Regions from separate parts of the Homo sapiens genome. Here region 1 is linked to region 2. Evidence: chromatin loops called from intact Hi-C (ENCODE). Cell type or tissue: dorsolateral prefrontal cortex. All regions are shown on one strand. Each heading gives the region's core, and the rest is flanking DNA. Links, peaks and the distances in the headings are about the cores only. Region 1 overlaps MAP7 (microtubule associated protein 7). Region 2 overlaps MAP7 (microtubule associated protein 7).

Region 1 (8,690 bases), core at 280-8,279, 55 kb before region 2:
ATCATCTTAAATTAGGGCCACTTTATAAAGGAGGAGACTGAGGCTCAGGGAGGTTAAATGAGATTTGCCTGTGGTCAGGCAAACATGAAGTGTTGGAGCTGAGTTTTGAAATCTAGTTTTCTGACTTTCAAGTACAACATTCTGTCTTCTTGGTAAAGGTACAGAGGCAATGTAAGTTTGAGAACAGCTAGTGTTCGAGTGCCTTGCTTAACAAGATTTGTAGCTTCTAAAAAATATGCCAACCATAAAACGCCTGGTAAAAGAGCTTGAGTTGGCCATACCACATGACCTTCATTGTGTATGTGGAAGGGGCTGCCCTCCTGCAGTGGCTGAGCAGAACGTTGGCCTCACCCAGGCTTCAGACAAGGAGAGATGTTATTCGGCCTGTGACCTGGCATTTCACCATGAAATTATCTTTCTGGAGTATTCAATTTAACTATCTTTCATGAAGGAAGTAAACTTCTTGATTTTTTCTTTTCTGCTTGAAACACTGTTTGAATCATCTATGATAACAGAAGATATTAACATTGCATGCTGACTTTCTTTTCTTCTTCCAAAAGTTAGAACAAACCAGTAGTGGTCTATCAACTACAGGAGTTATAATTATCCATGGTTTCACTTTCTGAGGTTCCTGCTACCTGTGGTCAACCACAGTCTGAAAATTGGTGAGTACAGTACAATAAGATATTTTTGAGAGAGAGCGAGACCACATTCACGTAACTCCTATTACTCTATATTGTTATAACTGCTCTATTTTATCATTAGCTATTGTTGTTAATCTCTTACTGTGCCTAATTTATAAACTAAACTTTGTCATGGGTATATATGCCTAGAAAAAGACATAGTACATACAGGGTTCGGTACTATCTGCCATTTCTGGCATGCACTGGGGATCTTGGAACCATGGATGGAAGGACTACTGTACAAAAACAATTAGCATGTTCCACTGCAGTGAGACTCCTGATTTTATATAAAACCATATCTTTTTGGTCATTTTGTTTGTCTTTTAATAAAGAGATTAGGTGTGGTCTCTCCTACTTTGCCGTGCTATTGAAAACTAGGGATGGATTCATTAATTTGATAATTAAGTGCCTACTGGTTGCCAGGCACTGTTCTACGTGCTTGGGATACATCAGTGAACAAAACAGATAACATCCCCTGCCCTCTATGAGCATATATTCTAGTGTGAGGAAAGACAATAAGCATTAAAGCATCAGGTAGTGAAAAGTGCTGAAGTCAGACCAAACAATGACAGAGAGCACTTTTTGTCTAGAGGAGGTCACGTGTACCATGCTGTTCATTATTCCACAGCAGCTTGATGGTGAAAACAGGTTCTGCTCCCACAACCATGTGGACTTTCATGAATGAGCAGCAGGGCTGCCGTATGTCGAGTACACACACAGCTGCGAAGTGTGCAGAGGACAGCTCCCCCTGCACCTCCACTGAAATTTGAATTTATGGAAACATGCAGCTTCTGTGTTATCTACTTTTGCAGGAAATTGGAAAACTAGGACCAAAATCAAGCATACAAAAATTGAGTATTTTAAGCCACTTATCTAGGAGTTTTTGACCAATTATCTGGATTTTTAAAAAATTCTCCCTTCAATTTTAAATTTCTTAATTGGACATTTATCCAGTTTTCTTACTGAGTAACCTCTATTTCATCTGATAGAAGCAATCCTATTTTATCACATTCAAATAATAATGAAATTCAGTGCTTATGCATCAACTATGTCTTATCCTAATACTTGAAAAGATATGTAAACATGCTTTCTGCAAAGAAAGATACGTCTCCATAAAACAGAATCATTAAGGGCAAAAAAAATGGAAAGTCAGTTAGCCGATTAAATATCAGGCAAGGCATTTTTACTCTTCTTTAATGTATATACAACCCTGAACATTTGAGATTATTCTATTGTTTAATGATATTGACACACTTATAGAATATAAATCACCTGTCTGAAATCACAGAACTAGTAAATGTCAGAGCTAAAAGACAAATTCAGATCCAACCCCAAAGATATTTCTAATATGCTGCCCGGACTCTATATTTTATAATCATAAAATACCAAAAGCAAACCACTTATTGACACTAATCCATCTTCTAACAGTTGCTGGATACTGGCAAGTATATACCTCACGTATGTCTCCTACATGAAATGTAGGAGGTGTGTTTTTATAACACAAATTTGCAAATGTTATCTGTGAAAATGAAGATTTATATTTTTAAAAGGCAAATAATTTAGTGAATAAGGCAGCTTTATTATTCTAAAAATTAAACTTGATAGAACATCCACATAAACTTCTAGAAAAGAAAATAAAGTGATAAAAGTTACTCCCCGAAATGTAGTCTATAAAGTTCCAATGCTTGTATTTTCTCTGTAAAGCCCATGTGTGACTCACTGTTTACATATCATGAAAATGAGAGCATTCTGGGGAAAGACATAACTGGGCAGCACAAATAATGTTTCTGATATAAAACAAAACAAAATAAAAAAATAAGTAGGCAAGATAAATGTGATCTTTCTTTTTAATAAGCAAACAACAGCACTCCCCAAATACACCTCTCTAAATAGAAAAGCAACCATTTTTCAAAAACCCTGATCTGATCTAGACACAAATATTAAGAGGTCTAAGAAATTATCAGTAAATTATATACTGAAATTTTTTTTGGACAGCAGCATAATTGTGTATGTTTGTCTAGTTTGCTACTGTTCAGCTTCTCACTTTGTTTTTGTCAAAAAAAGAAAGAAGTATGGAAAATAGAGAATGATGATGGTTTGCCTTTAATTTTCATGGAAACTATCAAACGGCTCTAGGACATGAAGGTAGAAGTATAAATCCATAGTTTATATAATAAATATCATTTTATTTAATTAAATTCCCACTCCTTTTTCTAAGGACATTAAAACAATGATTAAAAAAAAAAAGATTAGAAGATTTCCTACTCTGTACTTCCACTTGTTATAAGTATTAATTTGTCAAAATGGATTTAAAGATTGCCTGATTCTTGAACGTCCTTATTAAGGTTTTCAAAACACATTTTGAGCCCAAGAACTTACAGTACAGTTTAGTGTCTTCCATGCTAAAATCCTTCTTTCTTGAATATCCTGCAACATATCTGCATGTCTCCCTCTTCTTGCTTTGTGTCCCTCAGCCAGGCAAAGACCAAATATCAGTGAAGGGGCCGTTTAATCATGCTAACTATTATCTCTCACACAGCTTGAGGTAGCTCAAGAGGAGAGCAAAGGGTGGTGAGACATACAACTCGACAGCCACTGTTTTTAAACAGTAACCGTGTTCACTGAACCAAGCAAAAACTGGGAAATGCTTCTGTTCAAAAAAGCCAGTGAAGCTCAAATGGCTATGGGCTGGGAGTAGGGGAGGCTTTTCCTGGTTAAGAAATGGTTGCTAAACATCAGCTCGGTCTCAGGGATTCAAACTCAGAGGCCCCAAACAGAATGCACATTAAACATACATTAAAAACTTAGCTGTTTACCAAAATCATCTAAACATTACATACTATTTCTCCAGACTGTCTGTCTTTGGGCTTCCTGATGCATTAACAGTGACATTTAAAACCCTGAAGGTTATGGCTGATTTTGTTTCCATACTAAAAGCATCTGAAAAAGGCGATCATTTAAAATCAGTCAGGCAGAGTGGCCTCTGTTCTCCCTTCACTGCTGAGAACAGACATGGAGTCACTGAGAAAGTGTATGGAATGACATTTAGGTGCCCTGTTCAGAAAGTCCAAAAACTTGACTTGCTTTAGTAAGTTCTGAATAATTCTGAAGGCTTTCCCAGGGGAGAAGAAGAACTAGTGAATTTAAATGCTAAAGTTTTAGAAGTTATTTCTATATATGTTAAATATTGGTCCTCAGAGTTTATCATTTTTTAGTCAGTGATATATTGCATTGTAAACTGTGAACTCAACATGTCTACCACACTTTTGACTTGGGATTATCTTTAGAAGGGCTTTTTGTTTAGGGTCATAGAGTGGGAACCGAGGAGAAAGGATCAGGTTAAAACCTTGCCTTGCCCTCACAGCATTTAAAAACATGTGACTTGGGGGCCAGAACACTTTGATTACAACCAATTAACTTAATGAGTTTGGGTGAGCAGTGGGCCCAATGTGAAAAGGAAAACACAATTTTTAGAAGAAAATAAAACCTGCCAAGCCCCTCTGAACTAGCCCCTTTGAGCAGTTGGACCTGACCCAATAAAGAGATTGGCCACTCATGGTTTCTAAGACGCGTGAGGGTCAAGTGTGGGCACTGGACTTGGCAACTAACCTTGTTAATACCCTTGGAACTACCGACTCCTTAGGAGGAGCCAGTGGAGTGCCCCTTCTAGCCCAGCACCACCCCTACAGCCCCAGAGACCCAGCATCAGAGCGTGTGACCACCACTCCCCACCCACTCCATTTTCAAAAGTAGCCTATATAGACATGGGCAACACCTTGCGTGCATGGCTCCTTACCTTGGTACTACTGACTTTTTTTTTCTTTTTATCCTTCTTATGGTACTGATCCTGACATTATAGACTGGATAATTCTTTGTTGTGGGTGGCAGCTGAAATTTATTGATCATCTATTATGTGTCAGATATTATTTTAAGGGCTTTTACACATATGAACTGGTCTAATCTCACAACAACCCTATTATGACGCCAGTTTTACAGATGAGGAAACTCTGAGATGCAGAAGAACTGCTGAAGATGTTAAGTGGCAGACTCTTCATCCCGATACAGATGCTGCTCGACTTACAATGGGGTTATGTCCTGATAAGCCCATTATAAGTTAAAAATATCATAAGTTGAAAAAGCATTTAATACACCTACTGAATATCATAGCTTAGCCTAGCCTACCTTAAATGTGCTAAGAACACTGACATTAGGCTATAGTTGGCAAAACCATCTAACACAAAGCTTATTTTGTAATACAGTGTTGAATATCTCATGTAATTTATTTAATACTGTACCCAAAGTGAGAAACAGAATTGTTGTATGGGTACTCAAAGTGTGTTTTCTACTGAATGCATATGGCTTTCACACCATCATAAAGCTGAAAACTCTTAAGTCGGGACCTGGCTGCACTATGTTCTGCTGCAGCATCTACCCTCCCTCTAAGTAAGGAGGTGACTTCTCACTTCCGAGCAACAAAGACATTCAGGCCAGTGCTGCCTGCTGATGGGAAATGACTGGTACCACAAGGACAGAAGAAAGGCAGGGAAAGACAGAGGACATTGTGTGGAGACAGTGCACCACTCTTCCCTTAGCAAAAACAGTTTTTTGTTGTTTTTTTTTTTAACTAAATGGTGGTGAATTCATCCAGAAAAACAGCTGAATGACAACAAGAGAGAAAAGAGAATAAAGGTTTTTGTATACGACAAGTGGCTCAAGCCAATTTCTCTGTCCCAGTGCATGGAGCAGTGGGTACTATCAATTATGTATCATCTTAAACTGTACACTGCACAGCCACTGTCATAGAAAGAGGCATGATCCTAAATCCACACATCATTCTTGGTATTTTCTCAAGACTAAGGTATCAGCTTATCACCCCGCTTTTGGTTTCATTCTCTTTTCTTTTCTTTCTTTCCCTCCCTCCCTCCCTGCCTTCCTCTTCTTCCTTCCTTCCTCCCTACTTTCTTTCTTGCTTGCTTGCTTTCTCTTTCCTTTCTTTCTCTCTCTTTCTCTCTTTTTCTTTCTTTGAAGGTCTCATTGTCACCCAGGCTGCAGTGCAGTGGTGTGATCTTGGCTCACTGCAACCTCTGCCTCCTGGACTCAAGTGATCCTCCCATCTCAGCCTCTCGAGTAGCTGGGACCACAGGGGCATGCCACCATGCCCAGCTTTTTTGGAGGGGGGTAGGGAAGGGGTTTTGCCATGTTGCCATGTTGCCCAGGCTGGTCTTGAACTCCTGGCTCAAGCAACCCTCCCGTGTCGGCCTCCCAAAGTGCTGGGATTACAGGCATGAGCCACTGCTCCTGGCTTGGTTTCATTTTCAATATACTATATAGCAAAACTACATCAGTGCTGGATACTGGCAGATGGATAAAGCCCAAACTGATAGCTTACAATTTAATGTAAAGAAATGGAAATCAAGGGGAAATAAAAATTTGTTCAAGTCAAGATCACACAATAATCCCTAACAAATGTAAAATACAATAAACATTTTGTAATGGGAGTTGGTGAATTATAAACTTGACTACAGAGGAGTTCGGGGAGAACTCTGAGGGTCCACGTCCTCCCCTTTTGTGCATGGATTCATTTCCTGTTCACTGCCTACCTGCTTTCTTCAGAGTCGTTCTAACCCTGCTCTCTAGTCAAGTTCATGATTCAACAGCTCTTTCCTCCATTCTTGTCTATGCTGCCACCCTCGAAACTGAAGAAAGCCTTGTCTTGCCCCGCTAACATGTGGAGGCCCTTCCCATCCTTTCCGATTCTCTCATCAAATCTGCAATCTGACACCTTGCTCTGCTTTGTTCTTTCTTCTTTCCTGTTTCTCCCTCTTAACTTTTGGCTACTAAGAGAGAAACTGGTTTTTGTAAAACGGGAACTCTGAAGTTGCAGCAAGAATTCCATGAGGTTATGAAATATCTAGTAGCAGTCCTGCTTATTGTTTCCTCCCCAGCTTTCTGAAGTATAATTGGCAAATAAAAATTGTATATATTTAGGGTGTACAACATAATGGTGTGCTCTACATACACACTGTGAAATGATTACCACAATCGAGTTAATTAACACTTCCATCACCTCCCATAGTTATCATTTTGTGTGTGTGGTAAGAACACAAGATCTACTCTCTTAGCAAATTCAAAGTATACGATATAGCATTGTTAATGATAGTTACCATGCTGCACATTAGGTCTCCAGAATTTAGTCATCCTGCCTGAGATTTTGTACCCTTTGGCCAATATCTCATTTTCCCCACCCTCCTCTGCTTGCTTTCAACAAAGCTTTATTCCACAAAGAATTGTGTCCTTCTGCATTCTTTTGTATTCCTTAGAACACATCAGAGGTGGGAGGAGTAAAAGGGGTGTGTGTGCGTTTTCGTGTGTGTGTGATAGTGAATGTATAAATGAAAAGATGAAGATCTAGTTGTTCTACCAGATAACTGAAAGCATATGGATAGGCTAAGCACTTCCTCTGAAAAAAAAAATTGCACTTACAGTGTATTCTCATTATTTACAAGAATTTAAATGTTTTTTCCTTGCAGAGTTTCACATATTTTACACTAGAATCATATATACTAAATTTCATTATCATCATTATCAAAATGGTACAGTTTAAACTCTTGGTGTTTGGTAGAATTGCGTTTATCTAACATAAATGCTGGGGAGCTTGGCTATTGTTATTTTAACAGGCAAATGCTGAGAAACATTTCACTTATATTTTATTTATGGTTATAGAAAAGTAAAAGCAGAGATTCATTTTATAAAGAAGTTTGTGCTTTTTTTGCTGAAAAATTGAAAAGCTAAAAGCACACATACAATATACATTATTAAAGGACCCAGTTCACCCAGTCTATTATTTGATGCAAGCTGGTTTTGATCATGGTGGGTCTTACTTGAACACACCTGAATTGTTCCAAATCCCAATGACAACCCAGGGGTACTGCAGCACATCACTTGCTCTGGACACCCTTCTTAATCGTAGTTCTTTATTTGCCATTGCTTTTGTGTTTGAAAAGTAGTAAGTGGAGCTTTGGGAGGGTTTTTGTTTGTTTTCAACATTTACAATCTAATCTGGCACTCGGGTTTTACTTTCCTTTTCAACAGTTATCTTATTCTCTTTTCTTTTTCCTTTAGAGAGTCTCTAGAGGACACACTTTTCAAGATGCTGGAAAAGGAAGTTGCTGGGGGTTTTTTTAGCCCAAGTTATATAGTACCTTGGACAGTGACAAAAGCTACCCATGCTGTTTATTTAGGAGACACTCACTAAATAAAGATTCAGTTACAAACGTACCCCGCATATGACTGTTTCCCAAAATCTGCATTTACATTACCCTGGAATCTTGCACGCGGTCCTTGAATTGCAGAACCATCTACACTTCACAAAAGCAGACAAAACTATAACAAAAGATACTTTTATTTTCTATATTAATACTTTTCTACTCTGCCTATAATCAAGCCTTCCCACTCTTCTTCCTACCCTTACTACAGGCATATCACCAGCTATGACTGGCTTTCCTGTGGCACTTGTGAGACTGATGCTGGTTTAGGGATAATTACAATGAAGTCACTTTTAAATATTTATGATTGAAGCGAAAGTTCTTATGGAACATTTCAGCAAAATCAGGTTGCCCAGTCTAGATTATTGGGGCTGAAATCCAGTAAGAGTCAAATGCTAGACTCTTTCTAGCAAGAGTCAATTGCTAGCAAGAGTCAATTGATTCTTTCAATGGAAATAATTTCTGCCAAAATACTATTTCTCAACCATTTTTTTGCAACAGCTCAAAGATTCAATTGTCCCCTTTCACATGGGAAACTTGTAGTGAAATATTGTCTGAACTCACTACCTTTTCCTGTCAATTCCTACAAATTAATTACAATGTATTTCAGAGAGGATTTCACTGATACAGAGGATTAATGGGAGAGCCTGACAGCTGGAGTCCTATGTTAGGTTAGAAATTAAAATAAGGAACTTGACCTACTTTCAAAAGGGACATTTGTTAATTTCCTTAAAACAAACCA
Region 2 (8,690 bases), core at 302-8,301:
AATTTCTACTTATATAACACATAATGCCTGGGGAACAGCTGTATTCATTTATTCAAATAGTTACAGAGAATCCAATGAGTACAAGACATACATTAGATGATGTGATCCTTGCTCCATCCCCTATTATTTTTATATAAATATTTTGAATAAAATATTACATTTAAGATCTCTTCAGCAAATAAAAGTTTATGCCAATGAATTTGACCTCAAGATTTCCTCCTCAAAATAAGGATCTTTGATACCACTGTTCTAAAATACATTTTTGCCTCCCTAGCTGTTAAATTTTACGGCTAAAACCTTTTGCCTAGCCCTAAAATGCCACACATAAGGACACTGGGAAAAGACAATGGTGCAAGCCTTACAGAACAAAAGAGAAAAAGAAACAAGGAGATATATGAGAATGATTCTATAGAGGCATTCATATTTCTTATTCTAAGACTTCTCTTGGAAAACAAAAAGATTCATGACTTAGAAAAGGACATTACAGTTGCTAGATCATCACTTATCTGATAGGAATATAAATGGTAAACACTAGATTATATTTCGTTTGGAAACCTTAACTGGAGGAAATTCTACCTTTACAGTGGAAAAGCCAAAAGAAGAGAAGTCACTGCAGGCTCCAGAAATACACATTTTAACAAAGTGGGGGCGGGGGAGTACAGTTTCTCAGAACCACTGTGTCCCGATCTCAAGGAGAAGTTGTATTTCTTTACAATTTAATCTATGATTAGCTAACAAAAGGGACAGAAAGCATTATTAACCTTAATATTCACAAAGTGGTCAATTAATAGCACCTTGTAACTATATACCTTTGTTTTTCCACCAAAGAAAAATGAATAGCATGACAGAAAACAACAAAACAGGGCTGGGTGCAGTGGCTCACTCCTGCAATCCCAGCACTTTGGGAGATCAAGGTGTGGGGATCACTTGAGCCCAGGAGTTGGAGACCAGCCTAAGCAACAAAGTGAGACCCCACCTCTACAAAATTAAAAGAAAAAAAACAGCCAAGTGTGGTGGTATGCACCTCTAGTTGCAAGCTACTTGGAAGGCTGAGGAGGATCACTTGAGCCCAGGAGTTCAAAGTTGCAGTGAGCCATGATCATACCACTGCACTTCAGCCTGGAAAACAGAGCAAGAGTTTGCCTCAAAAAAAAAAAAAAAAAGGGGGGAGGAGCAGGAGGAGGAGAAGAAGACAACAACAAAGAGATAATCTCTGGTATACTAATAGACAAATGCAGTTTCATAGAGAGCAATATGATTAATGTATCAAACACAGAATTGTCTCTTTCCAAGTAGTTACCTTGAAAGGACAATTCTAATGCTATCAACATTTCTTAGAATTTCTATATTATGAAGACCTTCAGAGTCTGTGAAAGTTATTTTAAGTGTTAAGTTTACCTTTGTTTCATAATGTTCCATTTACTCTGAAAAGTACAGGGTATAAAGAGGAGTGAGTCCTGGCCCTTACAAAGCTTACAGTGTCAAGAAGGACATGGGTGTGTGCATGGATGATTTCATTACACTGATGTAAGTCAGTAATGGATTTACAGTGCGGAAGGAGCACAGTGAGGGGCTGCCCTTTGTGCCAGGAATGAGGAGGCTGGGAGCGAGAGAGGAGGTTTCCTGCAGATGGCACCCAAGGAAAGTCTGGAGAAGATGCCATGTGATCTGATTCTACAGAGTAAGTCAGAGTTATCCAAATGAGGAAGCAAGATGAGGAAAATGGACAGATGAGCATGAGTAGGACACAGAGGCATGCAAGAACATGATGGAGCAGGCAAATGCAACAAGCACTTTGGTGCTGCCGGAGCACAAAGTGCAAAGAGTGGCAGGAAAGAGGATGGAGAAGGCAAAAGGGACCAGCTGGTAGGTAGTCTAGGTGCCATGCTAAGGGGCTTGGACTATTCCTTAGGTCAGGGGTCACAAAAGCAATGACTACGGTAATGTAGATAACTGAGGCAGGCCATGTAATGCATATTCTAGAAGAGGGGCACTGGAGCACGCATGACCCATCTATAGCATATGGTGACAGCTGCTACTTAGCTCCAGCTGATGACTGCTTTGAAGAAAGAGGACAAGGGTGGCTGTGTCTTCCAATTTTTCAAGGGAAGCTGAAATCTAGATTATGAAAAAATCAGTTCCTAAATGTTGACTCATAAACACCTGCAGGGGACAAATAAACTTAGCTACAGACTAAATATGGCTCCAAGACTCCTAGTCAAGACCTCTGTTTCATGAGAAGTTTATTTCTAATGGGCAGATATTTCCATTGGAAAGATGTCATAGTGGCACGCTATGGAGGATGGGTTGGAAAGAGGAAAGACTGAAAGCAGGAAGACCATGATCCACCTAGAGAGTTATGAGTCTTTCGTCTTTTGAGGGAGATGATAATTTTGATAAAATCAAGTAAAAGTCATTTAGAGTCAAGTCTCATGAGCAAATTTAGTATTAGATCTGGACATCAATCAGGTTTTATATAAAAACAACACAGGAGTATAAAGTCAATCAGATGACTGCTTTAGGCAGTTCACAGAATGGGTCAGGAGGCCATTACAAAGCAGAAGTTGTAAAATGTATTGTGTAATAGTCATGAAGCCTCTAGAAGTGTCTATCCACAGGTAAACATTGTGTGGATGTCTTGCTTCTATAATGAAATTTAAAAGACTCTTTGCCCATTATTCTGTGCTCCCGCCTTTAAGGTCTGTGTGAGCTTCCAACCTCAGCCAGACATTTGGGATGGGATAGGAGTCTATATCCCTTAAACGCCCTGTTTCAGATTAAAATCTTGAAGCTAATGGCTTCACAGTTGGCACACACTTAACATTTCTGCCACTCTCATCCTCTCCCTTTCCTGACTTCAATTTATACTCTTGCATTATTTGTACACATTTTTCTTCCTCCACTTCTGTGAGCAGAAACCATGTCAATTATCTTTGCATTACTTCCACAAAACCCCAGCAGAGTAATCTGCCACAGAGTGAGCATTTAACAAATGCTGGTTTAGGAGGAAAATGCCTTATTACTTAATAATCGCTGTGCTCAGCAAAATTCACCGTCTAAGGCAGGTTTGCCTTGAGACCTATCCAAGGGCATTTAGTTACTGCAGCACCTAAACAGTCTCTCCTAAGCCAGTCCTGAAGTCAGCATTACAAGGAGGCTTGAGGTTCCGAGGTATAAGAGCATCAGCATAAGCCCAGCTCGCTCCCAGTGATTATTTAATTACTGTGGTAATAACAGTCAGGTATGTAAAACATTACACTCCTACCGATTACATGGAAGAGTAATCACTCCTTCAAGAATTATCTAGTCTGCCATCTAAACAAACTATTGTCACCCCACCAGATAACTATGAAGCCACCATAGAAGGCCAGATGTTAATCTCCATGTTCTCTCTTACTGAGTTATTTGATGTTTGCCCAACAGTATGGTACCTGAAAAGATGGTACTCATCATTAGCCAGGATAATCCTGAACAGAAACATTCAACTCATCAAATTTAGATGGCAAACTTCTTTATTACTGGTAGAAAAAAGACACTAAGCATGAAAACCAGGTTTGGGTATGGTTGGCAGATGAGGCCATGGGGTAGGAAAAGAAAAGTTTCTGATTGTGTATCGCAATAGTCACACACAAAAAATAAACTGTATGTCATCTTGCTATGATGCTTTGGGAATACTTAATTTAGAAAATAAGAGATGGTCAAGCACAGTGGCTCACGCCTGTAATCCCAGCCCTTTGGGAGGCCAAGGTGGGAGGATCACTTGAAGACAGGAGTTCAAGATCACCTGGGCAACATAGCAAGATCCCATCCCTACAAAAAGCTTTTTAAAAAATTAGTTGGGTGTGGTGGCATGTGCCTGTAATTCCAGCTATTAAGGAGGTTGAGGCAGGACGATCACTTGAGCCCAGGAGTTGGAGGCTGCAGTGAGCTATGATCATGCCATTGGACTCCAGCTTGAGTAACAGGGCAAGACCCTGTCACTAAAGAAAAAATAAAAATAAAAAGGAGAAAAAAAAATTAAGAGTCCATTAAAAGGTGCAACAAATGATACAGGCAACTAGTGACTGGTAATAATAATAATCAGAACAGTGCAACAACATTTAAGTGGAAAAGGTAAAATGAAATTGTCTACACATCCAGGTTTCTGTGTTCTCATGCAGTACAGAGGCTGTCTGCTCCTTGATGTTCTCTTAATAACCACATTCATTTCAGGACCCAACCATATCCAACGTCAGGAAGCAGTAAGGACGAACGAACCAGAGAAGACACAAATTCAGAACGTAACAATGCTACAGACCAGAACTGTGTTGTCCAATAAGGTGGTCACATGTGGCTATTTAACTAAAATTTTGTTTCTCAGTTGCACTAGCTATATTTCAAGCTCTGCAGCTGTGGCTATTGTATTGGACAGTGCATATACAGAACATTTCCATCATTTTCCATGGAACAAAGCTGGACTACAAAGTGAATATTCCTATTGTTAAGATGGACCCAATGAAAAATTCAGTCAAAGTCAATAGTGTTATTCATTGAGCATAATTAGAGATATCCACGGTTATCTGGTTATTTTATTGAATGTGTCATAGAGACAATTGGTGATCCACAGAAAGTTTGGACATCCTTATCAGCACAGGATTTTTTTCTCCCAGTATTCCTCCAATACCTACCCTTGCCCTTCCCACCACTATGGGCAGGGATAGAAAGAAAAATGGTAGGGGGTCAGAAACTCCTTGATTAAGTCTCTCTTATCCAAGAAGCTGCAAAAATTGCCAAAAATAAGTAGGTTTTTCGAAGCATCTTCTTTCCTCCCCTTTCTCTTCCTTTTTAAAAAAATACTAAAAGACAACTAAACAAAAACAACAACAGGAGACAGGCAGAGGTATTCAAGAAAATTATTAAGAAGAGGGCAGGGCGCAGTGACTCACGTCTGTAATCCCAGCACTTTGGGAGGCTGAGGTGGGCAGATCACAAGGTCAGGAGTTTGAGACCAGCCTGGCCAATAATGGTGAAACCCCGTCTCTACTAAAAATACAAAAAAAAAGTAGCTGGGCATGGTGGCAGGTGCCTGTAATCCCAGCTACTCAGGAGGCTGAGGCAGGAGAATTGCTTGAACCTGGGAGGCAGAGGTTGCAGTGAGCTGAGATTGTGCCACTGCACTCCAGCCTGGGCAACAGAGCAAGACTCCATCTCAAAAAAAAGAAAAGAAAAGAAAATTATTAAGAATAAAATGGATGGCTATCCTAAGTTACTGTCCAAGACATCCAAGGAAAAGTACCACAAATCAAGAATGTTTCCAAAAATACCCCATGAGAACAATTCAACAAATCTACATTAATTTTAAAAGTTACCAACTTTTCAGAGGCAAAATGATTTGCTGCTAAAAATTTAAAGTCCTGAGTTTTCATCCAGAGCAACACACTCTGGTTCAATGATGTAATTCACAGGCAAATAAAAGAATCACATTAAGTCACCCTCCAGTCATAGCATCATTTGATTTCTGAGGTCATTTGGTTCTCAGACAGGAGCCAGGTCTGATAGTAAATAAAAATCAACTACAGTAGTAAGATTCTACTTATTAGAACTTCCCTGTGTACTGTCTCATAAAAATGAAGTAATATGCTTTTGGATTTAATGTAGACAGTTTCAATTATATTTAAGAAAAGCAAAGTAAGATTAATTCGAGAAACAGGAAAAAGAAAACGAGTCCTCAGACACTGGATTCTATTTAACACTCTTCACTTTATCATTGCTTAAATATTTGCTTTCTACTTTGTCATGCTACCTCTCTGCATCACAGAAGAAAATTTGATACCTCAGTGACAGAATAATTTAAGAGCAAGCTAAAAATTAATCAGCACATAAAAGCAAGAAAACTCATAACCCATCTGTTTAAGAACAGCTTATATATTTTGGGGAAGGGGAAGCAAGACTTAGGATGCTGGAAAATGTAAAACACAGGCCTTAAAGCTCCTTTTTCAAAAATGTCTGATGTTGCTGTCTCTGGCTGATAATTACAGCCCTGGGAGGGCAGCTGTGAGACAATGCTGACAATGATGCAGTACACAGGCTCTCAAGAAGCTGGTAAGCTGCTGCTACCTTTCATACTGTGAAAGAACAACACAAGGGTCAGACTTCCCTTTTCTGTAACCTGTGCATTTCAACTGCCATACACGAATTCAGTTATCATCAACAGTTATACAACCTCATGATCTCCTCCCTGCTCCCTAGCTTCACCCTCCACATTCGCCCTCAATGTTTGCTGTGCTCCTCTTTACTCTTGACATTTTAGTATAGAAAGGGAAGTGACATTTTGACCCTCTGCCTAGAAAAGGTTGCACTCTTGAGTCACTTTAACTCATCCTTTAAAGCAGAAACTCACTTCATTAAAATAAGCAAAAATTATCTGAGGCACCTAAGGAAGGTGGGGAGATGTTCGTTTAAACCTTGATAACTCAGTATTTCCTCCTCTTGATGAGGACAGAGTGACTGGTCACTGCTGAAGTGAGCATGGGAAAAATTAAACATCTCTAGGCCAAGAAAGTAGCTTAAGTCAAAAAAGGCAACTGATCTGAAATACACCGAATCTACAAAAACTGTTTCCCATTTCATGCATACACAACCCTACAGAGGGTATAAACACTACCAGCAAACCGTGCTAGGAGGTCACAAGCACTCCCTGGAGCATGCACGAGCAGCACAGTTTATAAAACGTTCTATAGGCAGTGTGGGAGACAAGGGCTGGATCTGGCTCCGACCAAAGGGTGGAGCTAATGCATACCTTTTGGTCTTCTGGAATTTCCATTCTTTTGCTGTTCGTCTTCCTCATTAATGGTGAATAAACCAAGAGGAATTGGCCTTGCATTGGTCTTCTTCAGTCTCTCATGTCGGAGAGCTGTAGCTGATCCAGGCATACCGCTGCTACTTGTTTTTTTTTTTTTTAATTGTGATTATATTAAAAATATATGCTTATGTAATTGCAGCTCCCAGGAAGCTGCTAGTTCCTAAGCTGCCTGTTCATTTGAGCACTTGTAATAGATCCCCTATGGGTAAACAGTTTGCAAACAGCTGACAGATAGTACCAGCCACTTGGCAACTGAGGCCCTGCAGTTCCCCTCACCTAGCAGCAGCTTCCCCACCTCCCCTACCAGCCCCCTCCCACTGACTCCCCGACAGGCACATGCGCTGGTGATTGCTCCGGCTCATGCATGCACGTACACGCGCGCGCACACACACACACACACACACACTCCTTCCAGAAAAGCCCTACTACAGACACGCAGGGTCTGATGCCTCCCACCACTGCACAACCTGTTCAATCAGATCCCAGCTTCTTCCTGCTGCAGCACCTTTTTCCAATCTTCTTCCTGCTACCACACAGTAAAATATTCAGCCCACAGCAGAGAGGGGAAAATATGATATGCTGCCGTTAACAGTTGCCCTGACAACCCTAACATATCCTAATCAAGAAGGGCCCAGAGCGGCTCCATCTCCCCAGCTGAGAAGCGGCAGCTTGCAGGATGCTGGGTTCTGGGAACTCACCAGCAGAGGGTTACAGCGTGAGGCCGCTGGGCAGCTCCCTCTTCCTCTCAGCGGCAGCGCAGCAGGATGGGAGGAGAAAGAGTTTTGCTTGCACAAGCAGCAGTAGACTCCTCAGTATGGAGACAGAAGCCTGAGGAAGAAAGGCTTTTTCTTCTTTTCTGGGCCAGGTTGTCTATCATAACAATGTTTGCAAGCCCCTGGATGAATGAAGGCATGGCTGGTACCCACAGAGCAGCTCACTTTACTTTCCTGACATTCTTACCACCCCAGAGCATGTATAAGAACAGGGTTGGCAGCACCAGTCATGAGGGCCACCAGTGCCATGTCCCTGAAACCCTCTGGTGAAGACAGGCAAGGGAAGAACTATGCTGGCTCCCACCAGAGATCACAACGTGGAGTGTCTCCTCTGCAACTCAAGTTTCAAGGACAGAACCTATACTGGGGAATTCTCCAAAGGAGAAAAACCTGTCTCTATTACACCCAGCACACCCCCCACCCTCAATCCCTACCGCTCTGGGCAGTTGCTACCAGCGGTGCTGAGCAATGCTCAACACTTGACCCAATTTTAGCTCTTTTTTGGATCGTTTTCTTCAAAGCACAGAATCATGTGACTATTGTTTTCTCCTGAAATAAGCTATCTCACTTTAAGACTCTCCACTTCTAGACTGCTTAAAATGTGTGCTGTCTCCAAAAAAAATTTACAATAAATGACATTAAAACATGCCAACTGCCAAATTAAGAAAAAACATTTTTTTTGCTTTTGTGTTTTAATAAAAATCAAGTCTGCTTAGCAAGTCAAAAGCAATCCTCCCACTCCCCAACTACTCCCTTACTTTTTCTCAGTACTTAAACCTACTTACCCAAAAGAGGGCCCAAGGGAGTCTAAGGCAAGTACAATATCCTCTCTAAATCTCTTGCGTGGAACAGTAACTTTGGACAATTCACTTAACTCTCTCAGTGCCTCCGTTTTCTCTGTAAAATTGGGGTGATGACTATCATTTACCTATGGTATTAGGGTGAGGATTAAATGCGTGTAGTGCTAGCAACTTGAAGTGCTTAATAAATACCAACTATTATTATACTTTATAATAGTTTGCTGTAACTAGTCCATTTTTTGCTTTGTAATTATTTTCAAGGTATTTCCAGTTCAA

The links. Peaks named below come from ENCODE experiments on the same cell type or tissue, not always from the same donor. Only the 100,000 strongest peaks of a DNase experiment are listed, where the experiment ranks them.
Region 1: it touches region 2 in a loop (8-fold over the local background); 5 of 110 quality-filtered maps call a loop at or near these places.

What each region holds. Positions count from the first base shown.
Region 1 is chr6:136,463,699-136,472,388 of GRCh38, forward strand. All of the region lies in intron 1 of MAP7 (microtubule associated protein 7), which reads right to left. Among named protein-coding and RNA genes, the nearest start is that of MAP7, 82 kb to the right of the region's middle. RefSeq lists an enhancer at 1,183-1,352, a cis regulatory region at 1,268 and a silencer at 3,419-3,619. In dorsolateral prefrontal cortex, for the core only: CTCF peaks have their summits at 1,415 and 5,162; DNase peaks (open chromatin) are centred at 1,373 and 5,173; H3K4me3 peaks cover 4,242 bases; H3K27ac peaks cover 8,000 bases.
Region 2 is chr6:136,519,054-136,527,743 of GRCh38, forward strand. All of the region lies in intron 1 of MAP7 (microtubule associated protein 7), which reads right to left. Among named protein-coding and RNA genes, the nearest start is that of MAP7, 27 kb to the right of the region's middle. RefSeq lists an enhancer at 6,713-7,523. In dorsolateral prefrontal cortex, for the core only: CTCF peaks have their summits at 6,065 and 7,577 (motif pointing right); DNase peaks (open chromatin) are centred at 6,048, 6,708, 7,188, 7,558 and 1 weaker place; H3K4me3 peaks cover 7,889 bases; H3K27ac peaks cover 8,000 bases.